Linked DNA regions of Mus musculus: regions 1, 2, 3, 5, 6 and 7 are each linked to region 4. The links are chromatin loops, found by intact Hi-C in ENCODE. Cell type or tissue: left cerebral cortex. All regions are shown on one strand. Region 1 overlaps Tafa1 (TAFA chemokine like family member 1). Region 2 overlaps Tafa4 (TAFA chemokine like family member 4). Region 3 overlaps Tafa1 (TAFA chemokine like family member 1). Region 4 overlaps Tafa1 (TAFA chemokine like family member 1). Region 5 overlaps Tafa1 (TAFA chemokine like family member 1). Region 6 overlaps Tafa1 (TAFA chemokine like family member 1). Region 7 overlaps Suclg2 (succinate-Coenzyme A ligase, GDP-forming, beta subunit).

Region 1 (4,000 bases), 310 kb before region 4:
TTGGTGGTTCAGACTCTGAGAGGAATTACTGCTTTTTCAATGGTGAGGGAGAGGACTCCTCTTACAAGTCTATGTGTTTGGGGTCAAAAGTACAGGTATTTTTGTCATTTCTTCAGGCTAACATTAGTAACTTAATTTTCAAAAGAAAACACCCTTTCACCCATAGCCTTTAACGTAGGCTGATTTTAATCCCACCAGGATCTGACAGGAGTGGCAAAGCCCAGACTAAGATTAAAACCTCACAGTGAGTCATGTAGGCAAATGCCCCAAGGCTGCCCAGTTAGGGACAAGGGGCTTAAGGACTGCAGCGTGTTTTACTCCTTTCATGAGAGCTGTATACAGATATCCGGGTTCCTTACTGCAAATGGCTCTTACAACTGAGGAGCTGCGTTCATACTATGATGTCTTAGTTTGATTTGTTTTTTCTTATTTCACTAGAACTTTTTCTACTTAAGCAGGCATGATTCATATATTATTTGAACAAGTTTTATGGAAGATGGAATTAAGATGTTTAGTTTTAAGAAACTTGTCATGGTAGAACAATTTTCAAGTGGGTAAAAGTAAAGACTGGTTCTAAGGAAGTTGTGTTGAGCTTTGTGCTTTGAACTAGCCATATTTGTGCTGCACGATGCAACAGCAAACACACACAGTAACATGCAGCAGGAGATTGTGAACAAGGAGTTTCCAAAGTGGACTCCAGAGGGCAGATGATGGTACGCTCTCAGAATGATTTGTTTCCGTGTGTATTTGCTTAGTTTTAATTTGATATGATATTTTAAAGAATGAGAGTTCCTTAGCCATAAGATAACTATCAGACATCGTGCACAAATGGTACTTGAGAGCACACACACAGACACACAGATGCACACACACAGGCATGCATGAACACACACACACACCAAAAGCAGGAGAAAAACGAAGCAAAGTTTTAAAGATATATATATATATCAAAATCTTTGAGCATTGACTTCTCCAGAATAGAAACATTACTTGTTTCGAACATAAATCCAGTGATCACACCACCTATGATCCAGAACTGAATTTGAATTTGAGAATAAGATATGTAAAACCATAATGAACACAGACCATTTCCACCATCAAACCCATAAACTGAAGTGACCCAAGAAACACAATTCTAGAATAGGGAGGGAAGCACTGTGACTCAGTAACAGCATCACATCCATTATCTCTCTACATTTAGAGACATTTCTGATAAACTAGTCAAATACTCACAGTAATAATCCCCTGTCTAAAAACCCCCATGCTTGTTTGTTTAGACTTTTTGACACTAGGTCTCACAATATAGTCCTAGCTGGTCTCCAGTTCTGATCCTCCTGTCTCAGACTCTCAGATGCTGGAGTTACAGATGTTTACTGTCACAGGTGGCTCAAATATTTTATTTAAAAATATTCAAACTGGATTTAACTTTGTTGATATTTATCTCTAGTGAAGACCTTGACTTCTAAGAATTAAAACAAAAGAAAACAAAAAAAAACCTTCAAGTTTCCACGAAAGCTGGAAAGACAGTAAATTCGAACATTCAATTGTTGGCACAGAAAAACTCCAATAACAGTAAAGTTTGCTTTCCTCAGACATAGCAAGTTTTTTAAAATTAACACATAATGATGTCTTTGAGTACTTCATTTCGATGACAAATTGTATATCCTCCATGATTTCCAGTGATGACTTCTATGTTGTTTTGTGCATGTTTCGATAATTTTATTGATAAATAAATCCTGCATTAACTTTGATGATTTCTTGGAGCAAGAGGTATCTGTTAATTTGCAAAAATGAGCCATATGGTCTGGCAGCAGCCTTGGCTTCCAGGAAAACAAACTTCTTCTTCCCACAAAAAAGAGAGAGACTCTGTAATGCCTGGAGCAGCTGGAACTCCCATCCCGCCAGACTGAGGGTATGAAGTATGAAAATGAAGAGAAAACCTGAGTCTTATTGTCATAACCCGAGGACCAGATTGGACCTGCTTTAAAGCAGGAACCTCCTAATGGGTTCCATGTTTTGTAGGCTAATACATTTCTTTGTACCTTTCTACCACGGCAAATAAAGAATCCTGTAGGAAACCAGCCCCAAAGAGAATAGAAATTTGCAGAGTCATGTGAAAACTGTAATTATGCAGGGAATATCTTTTGGTATTCTGCAGGGAACATTTGAATTCTTTCCCATAGTTGCATACCATGTTCTTAGGAACATGTTTTTGTCTTAGGTAGAGAAGAGTTCAAGTTTTTCGTGGCCATTTGGAGCTGTGACAGAGCCCATGTGAGAGTGTGGTTTTCTGGCCTGAATGCTTTAGTTTTAGTGGTGAGCACATATCCTGAGCAGGGCCTTGAGTTGCACACTGAGGTTGCGCTGGTGAGCAGAATGGGCAGAACAAATCATCCATTTGTTTAGACTTTGTGTCGTGACAGGGGAAAAGCCAAATGACAAAAGAACCTTCAAGGGATGCCAGGCACTAATAGTATGCAGAAGCAAGGCTGTGGAGTTCTGCATCTGTGTGCGGGGATAGAGGAGCCCCTATGCAGGGAATCTAGTTGCACTTAAATAGTGCAAGTGGTTGGAAGAACCAAGAAAGTTGAATTGTAGCCCATGATTTCCCCTTGATTTAGTATAATAGTCTCATCTGGAGAGGTTGCCCATTCATGAGAGTCGCTAAAGAAACTCAATGTGGGACGAATTCCTGTGAGATACTTAAACTTAGATGAGAGAGTCAATACTTTGTGAAGATGTCTAAAGAAATGTCAAAAATTAAAACAAAAGTTTCTTGAAGTCAATATGTATGGTTGAAAGCTAATAAAGTAAGTTCAATTGTTTTCACAGATTAGCTTTGAGAACAGTCTGTTTTCCTGGCTTTTTAGGGCAGTTGCAAAACAAAGGAGGTTTGCTGGTTAGGTTTTTGTCAGTTTGACAAAAGCTAGGTTCATCCGGCAAGAAGGGACCTCAATTGTAGGATTGCTCCCAACAGACTGGCATGTAAGTAACTCTGTGGGGTAGTCTCTTGATTGATGATTGGTGTGGGAGGGCCTAGCCTAGTGTGGGCTGTGCCATTACTAGACTGGTAGTCCTGGGTTTCAAAAACACATTAACTAGGCATTGGATAGTAATCCAGTAATCAGTATCCCTCTAGTCTCTCTTCAGTTTCCCTCCTTGTTCTTCCATGTTCCTGCCTAATTATAAGACAGCCATTGGGAACTGTAAGCCAAGTCAACCTTGCCGTCCCCAAGTTGCTTTTAATCATGGTATTTATCACAGCAACAGACAGAGAAGTAGAACAGGAAGGCATCACTGCTTTATAATGCCTAGCATATGACAGTGTTTCTCAAGTGCAGGGGTTATAGGAGTCCATCATCACATATGCCTTCATAGATAATGATATGTGTTAGTATGTGATGTATCAGAAGAGAAGTGAGGGCTCCAAAGAGGAACCAGACTTTATGAGAAGAGACTGGCCTTCAAAAGCCTTAGACTTATGAAGGCATCCACGTACTACACTAGCCATTCTGATTAATAGGTCTGTGCAAAAGATAGTAAATTCATTGGGAAAGGAGGTGAGATTACAGAGGAGTAACGGTAGAAGAGAGCACACGTGTATTCAATTGTGTATATATATATATATATATATATATATATATATATATATATATATACATATATATATATGCATACATACATACATATATATGCATTCCATTTGATAAAACTAAACTAAAAACATTTACTCTTTGAACCCTGTAGGGGTGATAACATATTAATGAAGGCTGAAGGCAAAATAAGGTCAGATCCTGGATATTACACCCTGTGCAGAACACAATCATTTTTAGAAACAAAGCCTTCTTAGCACTTGTAACCCACTCAGTGCAACTATGCAGTGTTCTTGGTGGTGGACTATTTCATCATAATGACTTTAAATGTATAATTATTTTTGGAATACTTATGGAAAAAACAGTATCTTAAAATCAATAAAGTGACAGAGGGAACTATGAGTCCC
Region 2 (4,000 bases), 890 kb before region 4:
AGGTTAAAATCCTATTTTTATCCTGTATCTGTTTTCCCTTTGGTTACATTCCTTGTTTATTTGTTGATTAGTGGAAACTCTTTGTAAATTGAGGCCCCAGTCCCAGAAAATGGGATGATATGCATCCTTGTTCCTTCTCTGTAAACTCCTATTCCTTTTTGGACATTTTTCCTTAATGTCTACTAGAGGAAGAAAGCACGTTTTGCCCTGCAGTGGCTCTGTGGTATTAAAGTTTTTATTTATTTTTATTTTATGTATGTGGCACTTTGCTTGCATATATGTCTGCGTACCATGAGCACGCACTGCCCATAGAAGCCAGAATCTTCTGGAACTGGAGTTACAGGTCACTGTGAGCCACCATGTGGGGTCTGTGAGAAAAAAAAAACAAAACAAACAAACAAACAAAAAACACAACAAAAAACCAAAACTGGATCCTCAGGAAAAATAGCCAGTGCTCTTAACCACTGAGCCAGCCCTCTTGTCCCATATGTCACTTTTCTTATCATTGCAGCCCCCAGGTGACAGGAAACTCAGGGGCCAGGAGAGGGGAAGACCGTGTCCTGTGATGATGTGGAACTCGGCCATCTTCACCCCACTGCACATGTGTCAAAGGACATCTGACAGTGCAGTACTGTTGTAAAGTCAGCCACAGGCGCCTGGCTGAGATGGTCCAGAAAGTCTCCAGCCCAGGGACATTGGCTGATATTGGGGTGCTAGGTTATTGTGTTTCAGAACAAAGAATTGATCAGAAACGTAATCGCAGCAGGAAGAGGTGGTTTATGGAGAGATTAGTAACCTTCTGAGGGTGGGAATGTGGGCTGATAATAAAAAAGGTCTAGCTTTCCTCCCATGTCTCATTAGCATCCTAAATCTCTACAGAGTGGCGTACGTTTTAGTGCCATAAGGAGTCGTAGGTTGCTTTTGGACACAGGATTGTGTGTGTGTGTGTGTGTGTGTGTGTGTGTGTGTGTATGTGTGTGTGTGCCAGTGGACCATGCTGGTTTTATTCTCCTTGGCTGTGTCGCTATGTAAGTGAGGGCTTTCTCTGAGCTAACTTGCTTGTCCTGTATACTTATTTTGTCATCTTTGATGAAGTTTTCCAGAACTTATTCTCCACCCTGGCCTTTCCTTGCCCTGTCTGCTAAAGCTTGCCAGTGAGGAGTTGTCTCATCCCAAACCCTTCTACCTTACTAAGCACATGGCTTGTTGGCCATTGTGTATAGCAAAGGAGGTGTTTTCCACTCAGCAGGCTAAGGCAGGAGCAGAGGAAGAAGGTGGGGGTGTATGGATGCTTTCGAAAGAAGACATTGTTAGTTGTACAAATTTTTAAGTTCAAACATTAGAAACCATGCATGTAACAGGGGTTGGGGCAGAGTATGGGCAAAAATACCTAAGAGCCATCATATAGGACAATAAATATATGATAATAATTAAATAAGGATACTCACCTGATTTCACACTCTGCTATTAGGACTCTTTCCTTAAGGCAAATGACATTGCAATCATAAGACTGGAAATTGTGTTTTGAAGAAATAAAAAGAACACACAAAAAATCCTGATCCCCTGGTGTTTCACCATTCAGTTGGTCATCCTGATTGGGCAAGAGAACACACACAAATCTCTGGTCACCTCAGGCAACGGGGAGGATGGGTCAGTTCTCAGGATGAGTCCTCTAAATTGGAAAGTAGGGTCCTCCCCACAATGTCACTTTTTAATCCACTATTTCTGCTCTTCCCCCAGTCAGTAACCTCTTTTCTCCACAAGAGGGCAGCAAACAACGCCTTGGGAAGGCTGCAGGCTGGGAGGTGGTTCCTGAAACCCAAGTGACCGATGGAATTAACAGTTTAAAGGTGCTTGTGAAAGTTTGGTCCTTTGTAACCATGGTAACATTGAGACACACACACACACAAAGCTTCCTAAATCATAGGAATTGTCTCTAGGGGATATCGCTACATTTTCACCTTTAAAAACAGGCAGTTACTTTTCTAACTGAGGGGAGGCAGTTGGAGATTTGGGTGCTACGGGTTTTTTTTTTTTTTTTTTTTTTTTTTTTTTTTTTTTTTTTGCTCATTTTAATAGTTCCATTTCCCCAGACGTGCGCTGTCTGACCGAATGGCTTGGTGCCTGTCTGGTGTCTATTTGGTATACTCCTCACAGAAAGACCCAGGAAAACCAGAGCCCACCCAGCAACCAGGCAGCACAGAAGACCAAGTACTGGGGGCTGGGGTCAAACATGGCTCTAGGTCTGGCCCCTCTTGGCCGTGTGACCCTATCCAGGCCACCCAACCCTTCTGGACATGTTTCGACATCTATACAATGGGATAATAGTTGCACCTACCTTCTATCAGGTGATGGGAACGAGTAAATGAGGAGAAACAGGAGGAAGGGCTAGCACACAGCAAACGCACCAGAAGCAGACACTGTTTTTGTAGTTAGAGGGATGCAGATGACAGACTCTGAGATGTCGTGCACCAGAGGAGTGGCTGGAAGCTGTGGGTTCCCTGGAGAGATTGATAGGCGTCTTCAGAGGCTTGAAGCTTTATGGTCTATAAGGAAACAAGGCAAACCCAAACCAAACCAAACCAAACCAAACCAAACCAAACCAAACAACCAAACCACTCTTGTTTATCGTTGCCTTGGGAAAGCTAATGAAATGGAGACAGTAACTTTTAGTTTGTATAAACACCGAGCTTCTGCTCAGACTTTAGAAAGAGGCCTCATTCTGCTGGGGAGCAGAGTAGCTCAGGCTAGCCTTGGACGACCGGCTGCAAGCTGCAGAACGGGGTGGATGCAGAGAACCACGGAAGGTCTACAATGCCTTTCTACCTGGGAGCTCACAGGCGCTGCTTGCATCTGCTGGGCTCAGGGCCACACTGGCAGCAGGTGTCTCGCTTCAGTTGTTTCAATCTTAGTTTCAAAACCCGGAAACTTTTGGGGCCTCAGACCTATCTTCTGAAGGTTGGGGATAGTGGAAGAGACTAAAAGTGACCCTCCTGGGGTTGAAAAAGGGATGCCTGACAGTACAGAGGGCTTCCTTGGCTTCGGGAGCTCACAGAACGCGCTGGCTCTGTGTTCTTTCTGTGCATGGAAGACCTTCAGGTTTTTATTGTCTTATCTATTATAAATGTCAATACAGAACACAAGGTGATGTTGACTTGGTGTCTTGTGTTATTTTTAACTTCGTTTGAATTCTTTTAATTCTTCCTTTGAAGTACTGCTTGCATTGTGGTAGCGCCCCGTGCTTCAGTCAGTCACTCTGCGGATACTCTTCTGTGACCTAGCTCTTTTCTACTTAATCACTTTTATGGAAATTGTAATTTCTGTAATTGTATGTAACTCTTCGTGTTAATTTTCCCAGTGATAAAGTTGCATATTTCGGCTGCCGTTATTTCAGTTTTAAAGTGATTTTCCTGCACTGCTCAAGTTTGGACACTAGGGGGCAAGCGAGGCTTAGATTAACAGCACCCCCTGCCCCTCCAATGTTTTATGGCTACTTTAAAACAACAAAGAAAACGGTAGAATTAATTTTACTAATACGTTTTTAAATAACATATATTCAAAATCGACACGTGGCCCTTGTCTCTTGAAAAATCGATAGTGGGATGTTGCTACAGGTGACTATAGACAATAATTCAAGTTGATGATTTTTTTTTTTTTTTTTTTTTTTGGTTATTGTTTGTTTGTTTTTGAGACAGTTTCTTACTGTACAGTTCTGGCTGGCCTGGAGTTTGCTACGTCGACCACACTGGCCCTGAACTCACAGAGATCTGCTGCCTCTGCTTCCTGAGTGCTGGGATTAAAGGCTTGAGCCACCACACCTGGCTAGGGAATTGATTCTTAGCATTGTATTCTTAAGTGTTAGAATTAAAGGTATTGATATTTTCCTGGTTTATGGAGTACATTACCTGAGCGCCTTCATCTCACTAGTTCCTCTTACATGTTATATGTATTTGTTCTTCTTCCTTTGTTATCTTTTTCTTTTCAAAAGTATCTGCTGGAT
Region 3 (4,000 bases), 230 kb before region 4:
TGCTTTCTGTAGGAGGCCAATTCCAAATTCAGTTTCCAAACACCTGCCACTGCTGCTCTTTGATTCCATTCTCAAATGCCATTGTGGGGAATCTGTTCAAGCAATCACCGCCGTGGTTGAAAACCCATGGAAATACAGCTGCTACATAATCTGTCTACATCCCTCAACCCCGGTGTTGCTGTAAGGACCACAGCACTGTCTATCCTACGCCAGCCTCAGTGCAAGTCAAGGGATGAGCACAATGACCCCCTAACTTGTGGCCAATCTCCACCAACTCTTCCCTTCCACATTCTCCTCTGCCTTCTTCCTCTCCCTTACCTCATTTGTTCTCATCAGTAAAATGGGAAAGAACTAATTTTCTGGATTTAAAGAATTGGAGTTAGTATAAGTGGAGAGAAAGGCTCTTTATGGGGAGATTAACTGTCTTTGCTATAGAACCTTGGCCCCCTAGGAACACAAGTTCTCTTGAGTCTGGCCAGTGTTTTTCCTACGTTGGTGATTTTGGAAATCATGGTCTAGAGGCACTCCACGGAGTCTTGTTAACGTTGGTTACAATGTATGGCTTTTCAAATCTATAGAGACAGAAAGTAGATGAGCTGCCTGGGGCTGAGGAGTAGAGGCACTGACTGCAAATGAGCAAGCAACATCTGGGATGATGGCAATGTGCTAGTGTTGGGCTGTAGTGAAGGTTGCACAGTCTGTGAGTTCTAGTAAAAGAAACCAATGAATTCTACCTTTGAAGTAAATACTTTTTCTGCAATATAAATCATACTTTAATCAGCTGTTAATAAAAATTAAGATGGATTAGATGGGTGGACTGGCAGATATGTAATAGAGCAACTCAAGGAAAGTGATAACTGTGCAAGCTGTTTAGGGTAATTGTTGACTAATTAGTGTTAGGTATTTGATATTCTAACTCATCCATTTATTGGCATAAATATTTGGCCAATGCCAGTAGTCACTTCTTGCCATTTTCCTATTTCTCTTAGTGATGGAAATGTTCATAGTAAATTTTCACAGAAAACAGATGTGACAGCTCTAGGCTTTGGGGGAGTGTAGAGCTTTCTACTGTGTGGAGATGATAAATACAACCATGGTTAAATAACAAAAATGGAAGCCAACCCAACCACTGGCTCTCTTTGATAAAACTATGTCAAATGTGCTGAAAGTCTGGGGGAATTATAAGTTTGTCTATTATATGGGTGATGAAATGAAGTCTAACTCATGCTACAATGTACAGATAAAAGGAAGAGGTTGAACAGGACACAAAGAACACGGAGAAGCTGTCAGGTAGCCTCTGGTGTAAGGACCAAATGCTAGGAGCAGTTCACATGTCCACAACTCAAACATCATTACTCTGAGAAAGTACATGTGAGCACAACCCAGAATGGACTGCATTATAATTAACTCAGCCATGCTAACTTCCGGGCTCTGTACAAAATAGAAAATCACATTGCATCTTCTGGAAAGACAGGAAAGAAGATGTCTTGCACTGCCGCTGTGGCTCCTGTAAGAGGATGGACCAACCTGATGTCAACCATCACCAATGAGAACTGACGAAGGGTGACATTTTTTTGACAACAGGCCAGAGACTTCTTCCTCTTTTCACAAGAACTTCTACACTTTTAAGCAAGCTTGTAAGGACATCATATATGTATTTATTTCCTAGAGGTCAAGCTGTCATTGCTGAACATATTGGAAACTCAGAAGAGCAGCAGGGAATGGCTAGTATCCTCTTGTCAGAAACCCTAAAGGGAATTGATCAGCAGAAGTCGTGAAGTTACCCCAGCACAACATGCCACTGAGACTTTTTTGCCTACTTGGCTCCAAACTCTCAAGTCAGTGGCCAAGATTCTTTGACTTTGAGAGGAATCAAGCCAGTGCTTTTCAAAGGTTGAGTCAGATGCCATATTGGAGGGGGAAGGTAGTGGGTGGCCACATGTACAGAGGAGAATGTGGGGGAGAAACATCCTGGGCAAAGAAACTCAGGAAGCACCATTTCTTTAACACCCCCATCGCTCCTTCTCAGAGATTGCTTTGCCTTCTGCTTCTACCCAGTTCTCTTCTCTGATCCTAAGGCTGAATGAGGGCTTAATACAGGCAGAGATGGAGAGGTGTCACTCTATTCTGTGTCTATTTCCTTTGCAAATTGAACACCTAACCACAGGGTTTTATTTCAGATTTGAAGGACTTTCCAAAGTGAGTTTTGCTAACAACAGTCACAACCACAACCACAACCAAAACCACAATCACAACAACAACAGAGCTGCCTCCAGGCAATAAAGCTTGTGTACACTGACAAAAAGTAATTAGTTTACTTCTGAAGAACACATGGTGCAGTCAGAAAGATGGGCATGTAAGTGAATTAATTACTAAGCAGTTAAGCAAGAACAAAAGCAACAATTAAAAGTGTTTAGCCACATGTCACTGTGTCATAGAACCAAAAATATACAGTAATGGTGCATTTTCTTTTGAAACACTTTTGAGTATGATTACCAATAACACACCTACTAGTTATCAGGCATTTCTGCCACAACCAGGTGATATGATACAGTGCATTGGATCTGATATCTAATTTAAACTTCACAACGAACCACTAAGAAACTACTCTTTTAGTGTCCCCAGTTTTCCAAATGAGTAAAGCTCAAATGAATCTGCTAAAATAGTTTGCAGTCTACCAAAGTTTTCCATCCTGGAGGCTTAGCTGCAAGCAACATGCTTGTGTATCTTTGAACTGGGTTCCAAGTTCAACCATTGGCTATCTTCTCCACAAAACAAACCCTGAAGAAAACTATCCCCTCCCTATAAAGTTAGAGCCAGCCAGAGAAGATTTCCTTGGGAGGGATCGCTTTGCATGTGCAGATCTAGCTTGATGAAGCATTTATGGTTGGAAGAAAAAAAACACAAAGAAACATTTTAATACAATGAAAAGTCCCAGATACTACCAATATTGTGCAATAAATTCACACTCTTGGAATTCAATGTGGTTTTAAGCAGAGCCTGGGAGAGACTTTCCATGTCTGTCTAAACTTGGATTGAGAGGGGACAGCCAGGAGCTGGAAGGGAGAGCTGGAGAGATAGATGGACTGGCGACTAAGAGCACTTGCTGCTTTTGCACAGAACCTGAGCTAATTGCCAGCACACATATGGCAGCTCATCATGGCTTATAAATCTATCCCCAAGTGATCCAACCTGCTCTGTGGTATATGTAGTGGCCCCACACACATGCAGAACTCACACACATAAATCAAAATTAATCTTTAAAAACAACTCAAACTTAACACTCTGTTGTAGAACTGATCACCATTAGTTTTCTGAATCCCTTTAAGCCTCCAACTTCATGCCTCCACTTTCGTTTGGTGGTTTGAAATGATCACTGCTTCCCTGCAGTCCTTTAAGAGGCTTCCCTATGTAGGAAATAACGTGGTGTTTGGATTCATTCTCCGAGTTCATGTGTGCTCGCGCTGTCTCCAACTTGAAAGGTTGAAAGGGACTGGGTGAATTTCAGCCCCCGTAATTATGTTCTAATTTGTCTTCATTTCTTCTCCTCGTTTTTCATACAAGGTTCTTACCACAACTCAAAACATAATTGTGTTGCTTAATTTTTTTCTTGTCCAAAGGAAAATAAGTGGAAGCACCCTGAGTTCCTAATGACATGTGCTTTATTTTAGCTCTATTGCTACTACATGAAACATAAACAGAGATACTAGGATATATGCTTACATGTGTGAGTGTGTGTGTGTGTGTGTGTGTGTGTGTGTGTGTGTGTGTGTGTGTGTGTGTGTGAGAATATAAAAGAAAGGGAATGATAGAAGGAAAAGGAGGAGGAAGAGAAGTATGGGAAGTAGAAGCAGACAAAGAGGAGGAAGATGAGGAAGAGGAGGAAAAAGTAAAGAAGAAGGAACTCTTAAATTATCTAAAGGTCGGCAGGCAAGAACACAGTCTCAGCAGCTAGGAATGTTTACTTCTCTTGTTCAGTTCCCAGCACCTACATTGGGCA
Region 4 (4,000 bases):
AAAACCCCAAAACAGGAGAGCACATTAAAGAGTGACTGAAATCATTTAGAAGATTGCTAGGGCCAAGATTGACCATTTTAATCTCTGCAGCTATTGGGGAAATCCTAAGAAAGTTGTTGAATAAGCACATTACAAAACCCACTGGACTTCCAAATCAACATAACTTTAATCTCTGTGCATCTTGAAGAGGCATTTATAGTTCCTCCTTTTTACAGTAAGGCTGTATAGGGCTCAAAGAGTGAATATTTGTGGGTAGACTTGTTGGCAACATAGTTCCTGGGAACATTTAAGGTATAGCTCTAATACGTATTGGCTGGTAATAAGCAAATTCTATGGTAGATAAGGGGAAACATGAGTAATGAGTTTAATTTCAGTCAGAATCTTGTATCTGTTTTTCAATTTTAAAAATCATGGTATTTTAATAAGACCTAAGATGATATGAATGTCTGTTCCACGTAATAGCTCCAGCTCCCATAAGCACATAGACACACACTATGTGAGAGTCCACTACAAACTATACAACATCTTTTTGGTTTTGGTTAATGACTACATGCACAGCATAAAGACAGGTTGTAATCGCTGGCATATCTTAGTCATGTGTCTCATGGTTGGAAAATAACAAAAGCAACAAGCTATTGTCCTGGCCAAATAGATTTATTTAGCAGTTTGAACTGTAAAATTTGACTCAATCAACATCCCTAAGATACAGGTTGCAGCCCCTTACAGAGAAAGTCTGCCATGTCTGATATTTGTAGGAGAAATCAACAATGCACATAGCATTTCCTATTTCCTAGGAAGTTGTCCCCCCCCCCATCTCCTGATAGGTAAATTAGTTCAAATATGAAAAGTCACTCATCCAAGGTCATATCAGCAAAGTTAAGTGACAGAGAGATGTTGACTCGTTCCTGGCCCTCACCACCTGCCACTTGCTTCAGCAAACTCCCAGAATTTGCTGACCCCTTAAATGGGTACATATATTGACATGACCTTAAAGTTATAAATTATATCTAATGCTTCTCAAAGAGGCTACTTGGTATAGTCATATTATGTACTACAGGGTATCCCCCCAACCTGTGACAGAATCACACGGACACGACCTCCATTGGTAGCCATTCTTTGGGTGGCTTCAAGCTAGTCACCCAGACCCTCCAAACTTCTACTTCTGTTGTTTGGGAAAAGGGGATGCAAAGACTGAAATAACAGTATGAATTAACCCTGAACATGGTGCTTAGCCCTGTCCGGATTAATGGTTCTTTTATCTCATTGTTAAGTATTACAGAGAAGGCGCATTTCCCAGGTTATTTGTATGACTATGCAACAAGCCGAAGACTTTTCCTGCCAGAACAGATTGGCGATTAAGTGATTGGAGGTAGCTCAGGGATCCCCAAATCAAAGATTGTGTTCCCTCCATGTTGGCACTGAAGCATCTGGCAGGAATCTGGCGCTTCCCATGCCAGGGGCTGCACACAGGACACAGAAAACACAGGCGAGCAGCACCCGCGCGCGGCAGCAGAGTGGTTTCCATGCCCACCCGCAGGGGCACCAGCGCCCCCTCTCTCCCTCGCTGACCCGACTTACAAAAAAGAAGGCGGCTGGGACAGGGGACAGCTGGCCTCCGCCCCCAGCCCTCCTCTGCACCTAAGGGCTGCAGACTCAGCAGGCGGGCGCTGGCATGCACCCTCCCATTTCTATCCAGTCTGCCCCAGACTGGAAGCTGAGCCCCGGGAGGCAGCAAAAGACACCGGGAGAGGGGCTGGAGAAGGCCAAAACAAGAGCAGGGGAATCACAGTCAAGGTTGCGGAGCCACAAAAGACAGCATGCAGACCGCGGACCTGCCACACGGAGAAGCCCTGTGGATGGCAGGAGGCCAGGGAAGGATGTGGAGAGGGGCCTGGAGGGAGGGGCGGCAGCACCCACGAACCGAAGAGCGGGAACTTGTGCGTGCAACTGGTCCCCCGGAACGTTGGACTTCACCATCAGAGGGTACCACCAAGGACTTTGAGGTAGGGGGTGCGGCGAAAGGACAGGACACAAAGGCTAAACACAGCTACGCAGAAAACAGAAAGAAACCTTTCTGAGAACCAACCAGGAAGCTTAAAAACAATCGAAACCCTGGAGCGACTTTGCAATGAAAAAGCTGAAGAGGCAAAGAAAGACAAATCCAGATCGGAGAGTGAGGGAAGGGAAGAGTTAGAAGCCAAGGAAAGCAAACTGCACCAGGAACTAAAAGGAAAAATTAAATCAATAAAGGAAATTTTCAAAAATCATGCCAGAGCGAACTTGTTCCTGAAACTGCCAACAGAGGGAGGAAAAAAGGGTGGGGGCACCGAACATACTGGAGAAACCAAAAGTAAAGAAAGGAAGGGAGTGAAGACAGGATGCAAATTAAACCAGACACGACATAGTAAGTCACTGTTTCCTTTTCTTTTTCATTGACAACTCCTAAAGTTAGTCTGGTCATTAACGCCATCTGTGGACTCTTTAGCCACATAGTCTGAAATGACTGTATCTGCACTAGGTATAAACTCGCCCCAGGGAATACATGTCTCCTCCCAATCCCCTAGTTTTGAAAGTTACCCCCACCTTTTGTAGAATAGTTTGCTAGTGTCCAAAACCAATTCAATCTCTTGAGCAAGGTGTGTGGAAGAGGGTGGGGGATGGCGGGTTGCTCCTCTAGAGAAACCCACCTTTTCGGAGAAATAAACAGAAATATCTCTGAGGCGGGTTTTTGGGTTTTTTTTTTTTTTTTTTTTTTTTTTTTTTTGGTACACTCCCCTTCCCCCAGAGCATCCAGCCCACAACATGTCTTAGAATTCAAAGGCAAACTGCCCACACGATGCAGTTTCTGTCACTTGCATCCTGCCATCTGTTGAAAAGACCTTGGTGAGGCTAGAGGAGCCTCCCGGGGAGGCTGCTCCCCCACTTACCTGGCCGGTGCAGGTGATGCTGCTGGAAGGTGTGTTGGAGTGACCCATGGCAGAGCAGCATCGCACAAGCACTTATCCACAAGTACAGGGCCCAGGACATTGCAGAGACCATTGCCATTCTCTAAAGAGAACATCAGATGAGAACAGGTTACCCCTGGCGTCAAGCCCCCGGAGCGGTATGGCCCACGGAGGAGGGAAGGGACAGCTCAGATGTCGTCCTGTTCTTTTGCTACTTGGCTGGCTAGAAGGAACGTTCCTGTAGAGGTCATGATGGGGAGTAGAATTGAAGACCTTTCCCAGAAGCTCATAAATATGTCCCTTAAGTTCTGTCAGAGGTCAATGATTGCCCAAAATGCAAAAATAAAGTTTGTCACTGTTAACTAGGCAGACTTAAACATTACATGCCCATGGAGATACTCAGTTTTACACAAAGATCTATGAACTAGTTTTCCCAGGCATTCAGTAGCTGTAGACTTGCTCATTCTAACTTCATTGCAAGTCTGACATAAGCCTGGAAGAAAAGAGTGGGCTCTTTTTTTTTTTTTTTTTTAATTCTACAGTCATGAATTTTTAATCGCAATGCTGCCTTCTAAACTAAGTAATCATTTCTCAGAGGCATGTTGTAATCTCCCGATAGGATGGCTCTTTCTGACTAGACTTGAATTTCAGAAGGCACCATGTCTTCAGCCAGAACGAGTTTCAGAGGCAAGGTCTGTGTATGTACCCTACAAGCAAGCCATAATTTACAGTATTGCTTTGCCTCCTAAGATCCCATTGTGGCATTTGCCGGAGCACTGATGAATATGTATATACAGGTGGTGTGTGTATTTATATGGGCGAGCATATACCTTTTCTCAGGCACTGAAACTTTGACAGTCTTATCTGCACCTATGAGCATCTCAGGAGCTACAGAAGCTCAACGGCGCTACATATTGTCCAATTTCCCAAACAACACCTTATGCTGCATTTCATATTGCCAAATTAATCAAACTTGAAGGATCGTCCTTAGTCAGCCAGTCATAGGAAGCACCCCCTATATAAGAATTCAGTTAGTGACAGCCTTTCCTCTCTGA
Region 5 (4,000 bases), 130 kb before region 4:
ACTTGGTTCTAACAAATGGTCGATTCTGGAACCTAGGAGCACAGAAAGTTATTTTTCCACAGCCCTGAAATTTGATTTTTTTCCTCCTTCATAAAAGAGTGGTTCTGCCAAGTTTGCTCAAAAACAAAAGGATCTTGAAAAATAAAAACAAAAAACAAAAAAACCATAAAGTCCTCTGGCTTCTGGTGACATAAAGGGCATGCCAAAGATGAGCTGCCTATCAGGCACAATGTTTAGTTCTAGTGACAGTTAAAGGGTCAGATTGGAATTGGGCTAGGCTATGAGTTTAAAAGTGATATAGAATTCAAGAGTCATGTAAGATCTTGAGAGATGACTTAGTCTACCTCTATGTCTCCAAGAATGAGTCTTCTCAATAACTATCTCTGTACTCTCAGATAATAAAATTCACCCCATTTTAGAGAACATTGGGAAGAAGGTTTTACTATGGACTTAGACCAGAAGTCATTTCTTCTATTTCCCTGTAAACCCCTAATCTTTAATCTTAGCTTAACTCAGTGCTTCACATCCTGGAGTGAGTCCCCCTCATTACAATCACCCTAGGGACATGTGACAATGCACGAAGGCCCTTTTTTGTTAAAACTGAAAAACCGAGGTTACCACTAAGTTAGCTGTTTCCAAGGATGATGAGATGCCCGAGATCGGCCTCACAACAAAGAGTCTTCTGGGCCCATAGTTAATACTTTGCAATGGTAAAGCTGGGAGGAGGGCAGACAATGTAATGTTTGTGCCATACGGGCCTAACTATACTGAGACTAAATTTCTTGTGATTCAGGAACACATTGCTTCATAACCCACTGTAGAAGTCTTTATTAGAAAAATTAATTTATTTTCATTTTATGTGTATGAGTGTTAAGCCTAAATGGATGTCTGTGCACATGTGTGCAGTACTTATGGAGGCCACAGAGAGTGATATATCCCCTGCAACTGGAGTTACATATGGTTGTAAGCCACCATAGGGGTGCTAGGAATTGAGCATGGGTCCTCTAGGAGATCAGCCAGTGCCCGTAACTGCTGAGTAATCTCTCTCACCCACAAAAAAAAAAAACCTTTGTAAATAATAATACAGACTAACCAGATAGTCTTAGTAACTGTTAAATGCTTTCAGAACAGAAATCACATATTGCTAACCCCTAACATAGGGATCTAACATAGGGAGTAACATATAAGAAATGATCAACATAATTATCTCTACATGGATATTTCACTAATCCAGTTTTATAAAAGTTTTTGTTTTTCACAGATTTCAAGCATGGGCTTGAGACTGAGTTCTGGGTTAGAACTGCGGTCCATCCCGTGTACTTAGTTCTGTTGGAGTGCCCAAGGGAGACAGCTCAAAGGGCTGCATGGTCTTCCTGAGCAGCTGCAACCAAGGACTCTGTGGTTGTAAATGGAATTCAGCATTATAATTATAGATACATGAAGATTTTGCAGATTTTTTTTTAAAAAGGGGTAATTTCCTAAGTGAATGTCAATGTGAAATTCACAAGGCTGGATTCTCCAAACTGCATTTTGCTCTGCTTTCCACGGGGCAGCCCTGTCCAGCTATGCACAGGTCCAGTTTATGGAAGAGAGCCACTTCTGGGAAGAATGTCTGAAAGTGAATGCAAGCTAGGCGATTCATGACATGGGGTATATTTAAAGTGTTCTTGGAAAGCTACCAGGCACCACCATCATAGACACAACCCATTTCTGTCTTAACAGGAACGTCTTTAGCCCATCCTGTTAGAGTAGGAGGCTTTGCCAACTTCCTTTAGACTTTAATTGATAACACACAAATCTGTTGCCACAGATGGTTAGGTGGGCAGCATCTGAAGCTGAGGTCTGGAGGAAGGCTTCCCACCCCCATGCAAATGCCAGAATGTTCAAGGCACATCAATGTACAGTGCACCATGGAAACAGAATGAAGGGAAGAGCTATGGGCACACCACTAGAAAAGAAGGCGGCTGAATGTAGAGCGTCCTTGTATGTGGAAGGTTAGAGGTTCCCAGCTTGCCTTTCTATTCCATGCAGGTGAAAATTATAGCTCTATATTTACTCACTAGTGGCTGGCATAAGACCTTGAGCAACTTATTTAAGTTTGTCAAATTTATCAGGTCCTAATTCCCCTAAAGGAGATAAATCTTTTTTTTTTTAAATTAAATTGTTTCACTAATTGCTAGTGCTTCCAAGTATATGAAACAAATCACTCACAGAGCCTACTTCTGCTCTCTCTCTCTCTCTCTCTCTCTCTCTCGCTCTCTCTCTCTCTCACTCTCACTCTCTCTCTCTCTCTCTCTCTCTCTCTCCATAATATGTCAGTAAGATCTGGTTATTATTTCAGAACCTTGGAAACCTCAGGTTCTACAGGGACTCTGTAGAGTTACATCACGGCAAAGGGCACAGTGACCCAGGTAGAAAATACCTGAGTTGGAATCACATTTACTGAACACATCTCTTTTGGTGACAGATAACCGAAAGTGGACTCCAACTACCTTAAGGAATAAGAAGGAAGATGTCTATGCATCCTTATTAAGCACAGATGAGATACCTAAACAGCTATCTCAATGAGGAAGAATTCAGCTCTCAAAATAAGTCATTACAAACTGGTCTCTATGGTTGTCTTTCTTTTGTTTGGGCTGCATTCTTCATCAAGGCTTCCTGCAGAGGCAGCTTCAAGGTCAGCCACACTTACATCCTTTGACTGTCAAGGCCAGCTGACAAAAGAGATTTCCCAAAGCCACTTGAGAAATCAGAATTTATTCTCTTTTGCTCATGCCTTGGTCATGTGTCTCCTTGTGCCATCAGAGCAAACTTTATCCAAGTTGATTGAGATGGCAAGGAATTAACCAGAAACCAGCAGGATAGATGGTCTGCCCCTTTACTCCAGGGACCCAGAAGTCCTGTCTATTCCTTCCACCTAGCAGTTGACCCATGACTTCTTTACTGACAGATCAAGAACCAATTGGAGAACAGGACAGCATCAGAACCACCCCTACAACTACTAATGTGATTGAATCCACACCTTATACTAGATGCTTTCACTGGTCATTTCACATGACTTGCTCAGGGGTAAGGAGTGCCTATCAGACACATGAGAAAACAGTGGCATAGTGAGTGTCCTGTGTTCCATAAGGGGTACTGCTAGGTTTCCGCTCTAACACTGTTTTATTTTAAGGGGTAGATTTAGTAAACACTCTATCTCTTCCTTTAACTATACAAATGCAAACCTTGGCAATAGACAATTCATGTTATTTTAACACAGAAGCCACTATACTCACACAATGCTCCTGACAACTTTGACATTGTGCCTCTACCACACCCACATGACATTCATGAAGAAGGCCATGAGTCGTGGAGAAGAAGCAGAATAGATAGATGGCAATCAGTCTTCTCTGCTGTCTTGCTGGCCACTCAAGCTCTCCTTCTTAATAAAGGTCCTTGGAACCTTCTTCCTTCCCATCACATGTTGTGGGTGGTTCCAAAACTGAGTTAATCATGGGCAGAAATCATGAGTAGGAACAGCTGGGCTGAAAAGGTATTTTTGTGAGTTCATTAAAATCATGTCCAACTCGGGGCATGCCAGTGTCACCTATCCATCATGCAACAGTTTGGCAGCCCGAGGAAGTAGGATCTTAACCAAGTACTGCTGGACACTGATCTTTGTCTTCCTTTCATTATTCTCAGACTTTAAAGCTAAGGATCTTAGAGGAAGAAGGAAAGGACAGTCTGGGTACAATGTTCTACATACTGATCCATGGTTGTGTAACTCTACAGTCATATGGAATCTAACCTAGGACACTTCAGCCATCTTTCTCTCTGCCCAGTAGACTCAGGTGACATCTACAAAAGCCTGCTGAGGTCACTCTGAGAATGAGGGCTTTTTAAGGAAGGTAGGTCAGAGTATTCATAGTTCTTGGGTGAATTCTAGGAAGCAGCATAGTAAAAGAGCTACATGTTTAGGTTTTGTGTTGCATTTAGTGGGGAAGCCCTGGAAATGAAC
Region 6 (4,000 bases), 320 kb before region 4:
AAGAAGAAGCTAAACAATAATGATAATGCTATGGAGTTCCTTCTGCCATGGGCCAGGCAATGTTCAAAGCAATTCTCTGAATCAGACTATGGATAACGCATAACTCTGTTAATTAAGAGATGTTTGCTCCCTATTAAATAGAAAAGGGGACCAAAGGAAGATAAGCTAACTGAATTGCCTACATAATACAGCTAGAAGGGGCAGGTCAGAGATCTGGATCCATCCTGAAAACTAAAGTTTGTTTTGTCTGCAGTGAGCAGAAAAGGTGGTAACTTCCACTCTACTCTGTAGCTTCAAATTCAAAGGCCAGGTCTGTCCCATGTCTCCCTACTACACACTCTCTTTGTCCACACGAAAAGAAAGCATGCTATGTCAGAAGACTCTAGTCCCTTCTAAGGATGTATCTACTCTTGGGGCACATGCTTTCTCTGTCCCAGTTCCTGCCCCAAGGAAGTGAAGTCAGATTCTAGAGAAGAATCTTTGAGTCCTGACTCTCATCAGAGGAGGAATTACAGAAGAAAGGAAAGTGGTTTGAAACTAAAATGAAGTTGGAATAGATATAGATAATAGCAGGGAGACACAGACCTCCGTCAGAAGGATTGTGGGAGGAGGTGGTCTAAGTAAGTACTGAGTTTCAGAATTCAGCATGAGAAAGTGGAACTCCAGCAGGCCTTCCCAGCAGGGTGTCCTAGAATGGACAAGGAAGCTCTCTGCTCTTCCCTTCCACAATTCCTTCCCAACTCTATCAGGGCTTCCTGTTTGCTGATCCCTTCCACTGTGCTCAGGACTTGGGACAGGACTGCGAGCAGCAACCAGCCCCTTGCTGCTCCAAGCAGAGCAGGTAGAGTGTAGCTGGTGGATCTGCAGGCTGACAGATTAAGAACCATGGCCTTGATCTTTTAAAATTATGCAAAGAGCCAAAGAATCATCCTGTGACCACATCCCCAACCCCTGCTCTCAAGCTGTCACCTCAGGAAGGATGCCAAAATAGTATTTTAATTTTTATTTGTATAACCTAACACCATGATTCAAATAATTTGTTTTGCTCAAGAATGAGAATTGAAATATTATACTTCTTCAATAGAAGCATTTGTTTAACAGGTTGATACCCACTACACATAGGCAAACACTCCCATACCCCCACAACCCCTGACACACACACACACACACACACACACACACACACACACACACACACATGCACACATTGTAATGAAGTACTCAGGTAAAAATCATTCTTTTAGAAGAAATGCAGCTTCAGTAATATTCTCATTACAAAGCCGTATCAAAGCGAACAACCATTGTAGTCTTACTATGAAAATAACCAATTATTTTTATGATAATGAAGACTTTAAGTAGCTCAGCAGGATAAATTAGATCCGAGTCAAGGCTTAGCCAGTGTCTCCCATCTTTGGAATACTAAACTGGAATGAAAGATTCAATCCCTCTAATACAGACACATCTCTTTTGAACTTTGAAGAAAAGAAAACACTTAGTCTGTTTTGAGCATGATGAATCAATTTGAGGCTAGGGTTAGAAAAAGTGATTTTTACTGACTGCACTAAACAAGCTAGAAATGAGTTTAACTTCACTGGGGTCCTCAGTGGTAACAATCAGTGACATCAGTGTTGGCCTTGTGGGTTAGGTGACAGGATCTGAATACTGTGAGCAGTGGGTCACTTGGGCAGCATGTGGATACAGCATGTAAGGCATTCTCCTTGACTTCATCGCATTGACATTTTGGGGACAGAGAATGCTTTTGCTGGAAACCAAGTAGTCCTGAGTGATATAGTATTCTGTCTACTAGGTGCTAGTAAACCCTACCCAAACCCTATGCCTCAGTCAAGACAGACCTGCCTTTAGACATTTCTACCATAGCCCCTGGCTGAGTTATTGTTCTAGTGGTTTGCAGCTACCTTGCTCATGTCATAGTTGCCTGTAACCATTTACTATGCTTGCTGAGTTAGTTCACCTTTGCATTGATTTTTAATTCTGTTCAGTGAACTTAGGACCACATACTTGCTGGGCAAGCACTGTACCACTGAGCTGTAACCCCTGCCTTCTTTTTATTTTCTAAAATTATTTGTTTTGACAATTTCATATTTCTATACATACATTGTGATCATATTCACCTCCACTACCTCTTTCATCTCCTCCCAACTTCTGTGGAACCTCTTCTTCCCAACTAGATGCAACACTAGCCTCATGTTCCATTCCCAATTCCTTATTTGCAACTACTCTGTAGGCAGTCATGGCTGCTGTGTGGTGATTGCAATGGCCACAGTGTATCCAGAAGATGGCACTCCACCACATTTCTCCCCATCCTTTAGCTCCCAAAGTCCTTTCAGCCTTTCTGTGCTGTTTCCTGGGGCTCTGAGTGTGAGTAGGGGAGGGGGCGGCATAGACATCCTGTTTGGGGATGGGCACTGAGCAGTCGCTTATTCTTAGAATTTTGAGCAGCGGTGAATGAGTTCCCTCTCTGAGCATCAGATGCTGAAGATAGAAGCTTCTAAACTAAGGGTGAGAGTTGCAGGAGGGAGTCCACAAGCCTTGGATCTTCTGCTGATAATGTGCCAAGTTGACACATACTTAAACTGTACAATGCTTATACAATTCCTTCCTGCCTTCTTATCTTCCTTCCCCTCTTTCCTTCCTTCTCCCCACCCCTACCTCTCTCTCTCTTCTTTCTGAGATGGTATTTTCTTCTGTTGACCAGATTTCCTTTCAACATGACTCAGCTTCAGCAACAATAACTACAGGTCAGTGCTCAACTTTGACTTGAAAAACCATAGGCAAGAAGCTGATTTTACTACATGCCGAAGTTATATGCAGTGATTAGTCTCTTTGTGGGATTAATCAGTTTCTCTGCTACCTCTATGTGCCATTAAAATGAACAGAGTTGTTCCAGTATTTTTAAAGGAATCCAGAGCACATCAACTGTTCTTGAATGGGTTTTGCTAAGAAGTGATGGTGAGAGAGAATAAAATAACTGTGCTCCAGGATGTCTGAATTGCAGTAATTCCTCTAAGTGGAGCCTTGCACTGGAGAGGTGGCTCAGTGGTTATAAAAGCACTTGCCTCTCTTTTTGAGGACCCAAGTTAAGTTTCCAGCACCCATGTTTTATGACTGACAAGCACCTGTAACCCTAGATTCAGTGGGTTTGTGTCTTCTTCTAGCCTCCATAAGTGTTCCCACATAGGGGACATTCATTCACTCACACAAATTAAAATAATAAAATAAATCTTTTAAAAACTCAGTGGGCATTTGCTAGTGTTATGGATTATGTTTTCTACCTATGAATTTACATTATTGGCTTCCATTTCTTTATTAACATGAACATTATACAATGCATTTTTAGTGAAGATCATCATTCAAAAGGTTTAAATTCAATTATCTTTCATACAGTAAGCCTGCTTAGAACAGATTACATCCAAATCTTTTAAGCAATTATAAAGAAAGAACAAGGTTTCACGTAAAACAAATTTCCCAAACAGTATAAGGAAGATATTCACCCCCTTGTATAATTCCTAATGGTAACAAGAAGCAAAATAATGTTCAAGGAGGAAGAAAAACACAAAAAGGAATCTAAATAGTATAGAACTAGATGGAAAGGCAGGAGAACTGGGTCCTAGCTCAGACTGTGACGGTGTGCACAAGGTGGTACTCCACCCTGTGTCTTGGGGAATGGGTCTGTCTTTCAAAGTAAGCTAAGGCAGCCCAGTCCATGACTTTGGAAATCCCTTAGACCTCAATGGCTTCTGATTCTACAAATAAATACCTACTGATGTGTTATCCCTTTATCATTTTTAGCTTCCCAGTTTCAACATATAATGGCTCAAGGACATTCACCCACACTGGTGACATTCTATAAGCTAGCCCTTTAGTCCAGGTTCTGGAAGCAGAGAGTATAAAGAACAACATTATCACTGATATGTAGCCTAAGAAAGAATTGTCTTGGGCTGTGAAAACTGAGAGCGGGGGATGCATGTCTAAGCCGAGA
Region 7 (4,000 bases), 630 kb after region 4:
TACTCACGGCTGTTTACTCAATAGCTTTGGCTATTGGGGCCTTTTGTGGTTCCATGAAAATTTTAGGATTTTTTTCCTCTGGTGATTTGAATATGAATGGCCCCAGAGGCTTCTGTCTTTGAATGTTTGGTCCTCAGTTGGTGGAGCTGTTTGGTAAGGATTAGGACTTGGGGTCTTAGTGGAGGAGGTATAGCACTGGGGCTGGGTTTTAAGGTTTATAAACCCCATGATATTCCAATTTGCATTCTCTCTGCGTTGGATCAGGATGTAAGCGCTCAGACACTGCTCCAGCGCCATGACTGCCTTTCTGCTGCTGTGCTCCTGACATAATAGTCATGTTCTCACCCTCCAAACTGTAAGCAAGGCCCCAGTTACATCCTTCCTTTTATAAGTCTCCTTGGTCATAATACTTCTTCACAGCGCTTTCTCTATTTCTGTGAAGAATGTTTTGGCAATTTCGATTAGAATTGCATTGAATCTATAAATTGCTTTTGTTAGGATGATCATTTTTCACAATATTATTTCTACTAATCCTGTCCATTTTCTAGTTTTTCCTCGGTGTCTTTCTTCAGAGATTGAAAGTTCATTGTGGTGCCTTTGCTTCTTTTCTGAGTTTTATTCCTAGGTGCTTATGTTCTTTGGAGCTACTGTGGATGGAAATGTGTCCATGGTCTCTTTCACAGTATGTCTGTGGAATCATTCCATTACTAAAGGAATAACAAGAGAGAAGAGATTCCAAACATTGGCTAAACAACAGTGCTCTGTCTGATGATGGCTGGAAAGAAGGAACAGGACCCACGGACACCGGACCCCAGGAACCTACTGCTTTGTAGAGTGTGTCCTGTTTCTACTCCAAGGAAAGAAAGGAAGCCTCCGAGCAGAACTGAGCCTTGTCAGGCCCTGTGAGCCACACTGTCTGTGTCACCGCCCTAGCTCTGGTGTTGCAGAGCACAGCAATCAGCAGCCTGTGAGCGCATCAGCTTGGCCCTGCTCCATCAAAACTCTATTTATGGGCACTGAAATTTGAATTTCATGTAATTTTCATGTATCACAAAATATTATTCTGATTTTTTGCCCAGCTATTTAAAAATATGAAAACTATTCTTAGCTTACAAGTAGCATGCAAAGAGACTGTGGGCTGCATTGGGCTTAAAAGCCAGCGTGTGCCAGCCCTGATTTAGAACAGGAGGCTGAATCAGGCCTGTGATAGCTCACTGATTGCTTGACCAAGTAGATTCCCTAGTACCTGAGCCTCAGTTTCCCCCAGTGAGATGAAGTGAAGGCTTAGCTTAAAGAATTACCAGCATTCTTTTTTGCATGGTGCTCTATGGTACATGGCCAGCGTGTGGTTTTGATTTCAGATAAATCTGAACTCTACTCTTTTTCTATCTTCCAACTTTCTGGGAGTCATTAGGTCAGCTGCTAAGTTCCTGGTACCTTGGGTACTTTATCTGTGAAGTTGGGCTAAAATGATGTTGCTTTTAGATTTGCTTTGAGAATTGAGTTTTATGATATTTAAGAACCAGTAATCATACATAGACAGCAAGCTTATACTGTTTTTAATATTATCTTCGTAGTCTCTTTTAAAATCTGGTAACATGTAGTCAATATGTACTTAATAGTGGCGTTGTATTCTTTTAAAAGGAGCAAAAACCTGAATGATCAGGCCAGGGAGTTGACTTAGTTATAGTATAGAGCCCGCTGCACAAACATGAGGACCTGAGTTCAGATCCCAAGAGCCCATGTTAGCAGGAGGGGCAGCAGAGTTCACACCTGTAACCCCTGGGCTGGGCTGGGCTAGGCTGGGCTGGGCTGGGCTGGGCTGGGCTGGGCTGGGCTGGGCTGGGCTGGGCTGAGCTGGGCTGAGCTGGGCTGGGCTGGGCTGGGCTGAGCTGGGCTGGGCTGAGCTGGGCTGGGCTGAGCTGTGGAGGTAACAGTGAAGGGAGGTAAGCAGGTGCCAGTTTCTGGCCAGCCAGTCTGGCCAATTTGGTAAATTGACCTCTAGGTTCAGTGAGAAACCCTGTCTGAAAACATATGGTAGAGAGTGATCAAGGAATATGCTCAGTGTTGATCTCTGGCCTCCATAGACATACATGTGTACACACACATTTATATAAAAACATACATGCATGCATATGTACATACATACATACACACATACGCACATCTGAATGCCTATAAAAGCAGTAATTCAAGAGAGGCGTCTGCACTGGACAGTGTTATCCTCTGCTCCTGGGGTAAAGGCCAGCCTGAGTTGGGGCAGGGCAGAGGCTGCATCTCTTCACTCAAACCCTGTCAGCCCTGCCCAGTGTCCTCTCTCTTGCATGGTGAAAGCACAGGGTGGATTGATAAATTACCCCTGCATCTCTGTTTACAGCTCTCTTCCTCCACCCAGTGGCAGGAAGCCACTATAGACCACTTGGAAGCAGAGACGTTTTTACCTGCTTCATGTGCTTCTTTTTCTCATGTCTGCTAGCAGCCGAGTAGGAGTCTGTGCTGAGCCAGTGCCCCCTTTGTTTCTCTACACGCTGTCATTCTCAAGGCCTGGAAGTGGGTAGGTAGCCACATGGCCAGACAGCGGTCAAGAAGCCAGAGTTGAGAAGTGACAGCCAGCTGAGCTGTGCGGGTTGATCGGTTATGTGTATGGGTGGTTATTAGCATGTTGTCCTGCAGCCCCATTGAGAAGCATGGCAGCATTTAATAAATATTAAAGCATATCAGCAGCACCATTTAAGTGTGGGAAAGTGATCAGTCCCCATCCTAATTGTGTGCAGGGCATAAACACACTCTTTAGAACACTTAATTCCATGTCAGAGTTTAAAGTGGCTGTGATGGTTTCTACTTAGAAATAAAGTCAGAAAGGGGGCTTGGAATAGATGTCAGCCATGGAGGTCAGAAAGAAGCCTCAAACGCGCCAATAACACCATTCCCCCAAAGATGGAGACACTCACAAGCATTTGCCCAGGGCATCCTCACTCCCCATGACCTGATTTTTACTGGCTCCTTTTTCTTTGCAATCTCTCTTCTCTTTCCCCTCCAGCTGCTTCCTCAACCAGAAGGAGGAAGCAAATGGTAGTAATTGCTGGCCAGGCCAGGATGCGGGCAAAGCCTAGCCATGCAGGGGAAGAGAGGGAGACAAAGGACAGGGCAAGTGCGGAGGCCACATGGCAAGCTCCCCAATTCCTCACCCTGCCTTTCTCTCCTCACATGCTCATCCTTCTCTGGCTTGTTCCCCATGATGTCCTCCTCACCTGTGTCCTGGGTTGGCCTCCCCCCAGCCTCCTTCTGACCTCCGTCTGCTCATGGCGGCTCTCTCTGGATTCACTTCTCAGTGCAGTCCAGTTTATTCCTGGGCTCTTTGAGTGTTACAATCCCTTCACACCCTGCTTCTTCCAAGTGTGATAGTATGTGCTTAATAATTAAGACTGTAATTAAAGTATAACAGCAAGTATAATTAAAATTCGCTTTAGTAGATCCTGAAATTATAAAGCAATTAGGTATTTTGGTGTGGCACTGAAGATGCCGCCAGGAGGTAGAGGGAAGGCTCCCTTCACCGTTTCCCCGACTGCACCCATCAACATAACTCGAGTGTGAGGACTCTCTTCACTTGGCTCACCACATGGTAAGAGAATTGTTTGCAGCTTAGAGCCTGCCCTGGAGAGTAGCCAGGGCAAATGGAATGCCAGGACATGGAGTCACTGCCAAGGCCTCTGGAGAACCCTCAGCTCTTCAAAATGATCAGAGAAGGATCTGTCCAAACCTCTGTCCTCAGGCATCATCGTTTGTGACTGTGGCTGTCCTTACCCAGTCTGTCAGCTCACATGTAACATGTAGCTGATACTGCAAGATTCCCTGAGAAGCAAACCCAGCGCTGACAGGGACGTGTAGCAGGCTGTGGGAAATATCACTAAGCTGCCCCACAGGGCTCATCCCTGTTGCGATGTAGAGATCACTGAGTGCTCCAGCAGCACATCTGACAAGCCTGCTGTAGCTGGAACAT

The links. Hi-C counts contacts between places; a loop is a spot of excess contacts. Peaks named below come from ENCODE experiments on the same cell type or tissue, not always from the same donor. Only the 100,000 strongest peaks of a DNase experiment are listed, where the experiment ranks them.
Region 1: a loop joins it to region 4, with 2.6 times the contacts of the local background. A loop is called at or near these places in 3 of 42 quality-filtered maps.
Region 2: a loop joins it to region 4, with 4 times the contacts of the local background. A loop is called at or near these places in 6 of 42 quality-filtered maps.
Region 3: it touches region 4 in a loop (6-fold over the local background); 3 of 42 quality-filtered maps call a loop at or near these places.
Region 5: it touches region 4 in a loop (8-fold over the local background); 4 of 42 quality-filtered maps call a loop at or near these places.
Region 6: it touches region 4 in a loop (3-fold over the local background); 3 of 42 quality-filtered maps call a loop at or near these places.
Region 7: it touches region 4 in a loop (6-fold over the local background); 3 of 42 quality-filtered maps call a loop at or near these places.

What each region holds. Positions count from the first base shown.
Region 1 is chr6:96,422,732-96,426,731 of GRCm38, reverse strand. All of the region lies in intron 2 of Tafa1 (TAFA chemokine like family member 1), which reads right to left. Among named protein-coding and RNA genes, the nearest start is that of Gm26011, 140 kb to the left of the region's middle. In left cerebral cortex, no CTCF peak of the experiment used is centred here; no DNase peak of the experiment used is centred here.
Region 2 is chr6:97,004,674-97,008,673 of GRCm38, reverse strand. The region is part of intron 3 of Tafa4 (TAFA chemokine like family member 4); the gene reads left to right. Among named protein-coding and RNA genes, the nearest start is that of Tafa4, 54 kb to the left of the region's middle. In left cerebral cortex, CTCF peaks have their summits at 1,768 (motif pointing right) and 3,432 (motif pointing right); DNase peaks (open chromatin) are centred at 1,768, 2,825 and 3,437.
Region 3 is chr6:96,345,606-96,349,605 of GRCm38, reverse strand. All of the region lies in intron 2 of Tafa1 (TAFA chemokine like family member 1), which reads right to left. Among named protein-coding and RNA genes, the nearest start is that of Gm26011, 210 kb to the left of the region's middle. In left cerebral cortex, no CTCF peak of the experiment used is centred here; DNase peaks (open chromatin) are centred at 546, 1,482 and 1,916; H3K27ac peaks cover 483 bases.
Region 4 is chr6:96,114,682-96,118,681 of GRCm38, reverse strand. Tafa1 (TAFA chemokine like family member 1) reads right to left here. Exons shown (of 5, transcript NM_182808.3): 2 at 2,928-3,048. The coding sequence starts at 3,045. It also overlaps 2900060L22Rik. Among named protein-coding and RNA genes, the nearest start is that of Tafa1, 3.5 kb to the right of the region's middle. In left cerebral cortex, CTCF peaks have their summits at 1,540 and 2,294 (motif pointing right); DNase peaks (open chromatin) are centred at 1,618, 2,302, 2,892 and 3,669; H3K4me3 peaks cover 2,998 bases; H3K27ac peaks cover 2,771 bases.
Region 5 is chr6:96,242,296-96,246,295 of GRCm38, reverse strand. The region is part of intron 2 of Tafa1 (TAFA chemokine like family member 1); the gene reads right to left. Among named protein-coding and RNA genes, the nearest start is that of Tafa1, 130 kb to the right of the region's middle. In left cerebral cortex, no CTCF peak of the experiment used is centred here; a DNase peak (open chromatin) is centred at 1,774.
Region 6 is chr6:96,430,918-96,434,917 of GRCm38, reverse strand. The region is part of intron 2 of Tafa1 (TAFA chemokine like family member 1); the gene reads right to left. Among named protein-coding and RNA genes, the nearest start is that of Gm26011, 130 kb to the left of the region's middle. In left cerebral cortex, a CTCF peak has its summit at 2,287 (motif pointing right); a DNase peak (open chromatin) is centred at 2,339.
Region 7 is chr6:95,482,980-95,486,979 of GRCm38, reverse strand. The region is part of intron 10 of Suclg2 (succinate-Coenzyme A ligase, GDP-forming, beta subunit); the gene reads left to right. Among named protein-coding and RNA genes, the nearest start is that of AY512915, 150 kb to the right of the region's middle. In left cerebral cortex, a CTCF peak has its summit at 2,390; DNase peaks (open chromatin) are centred at 1,025, 2,385, 3,023 and 3,765.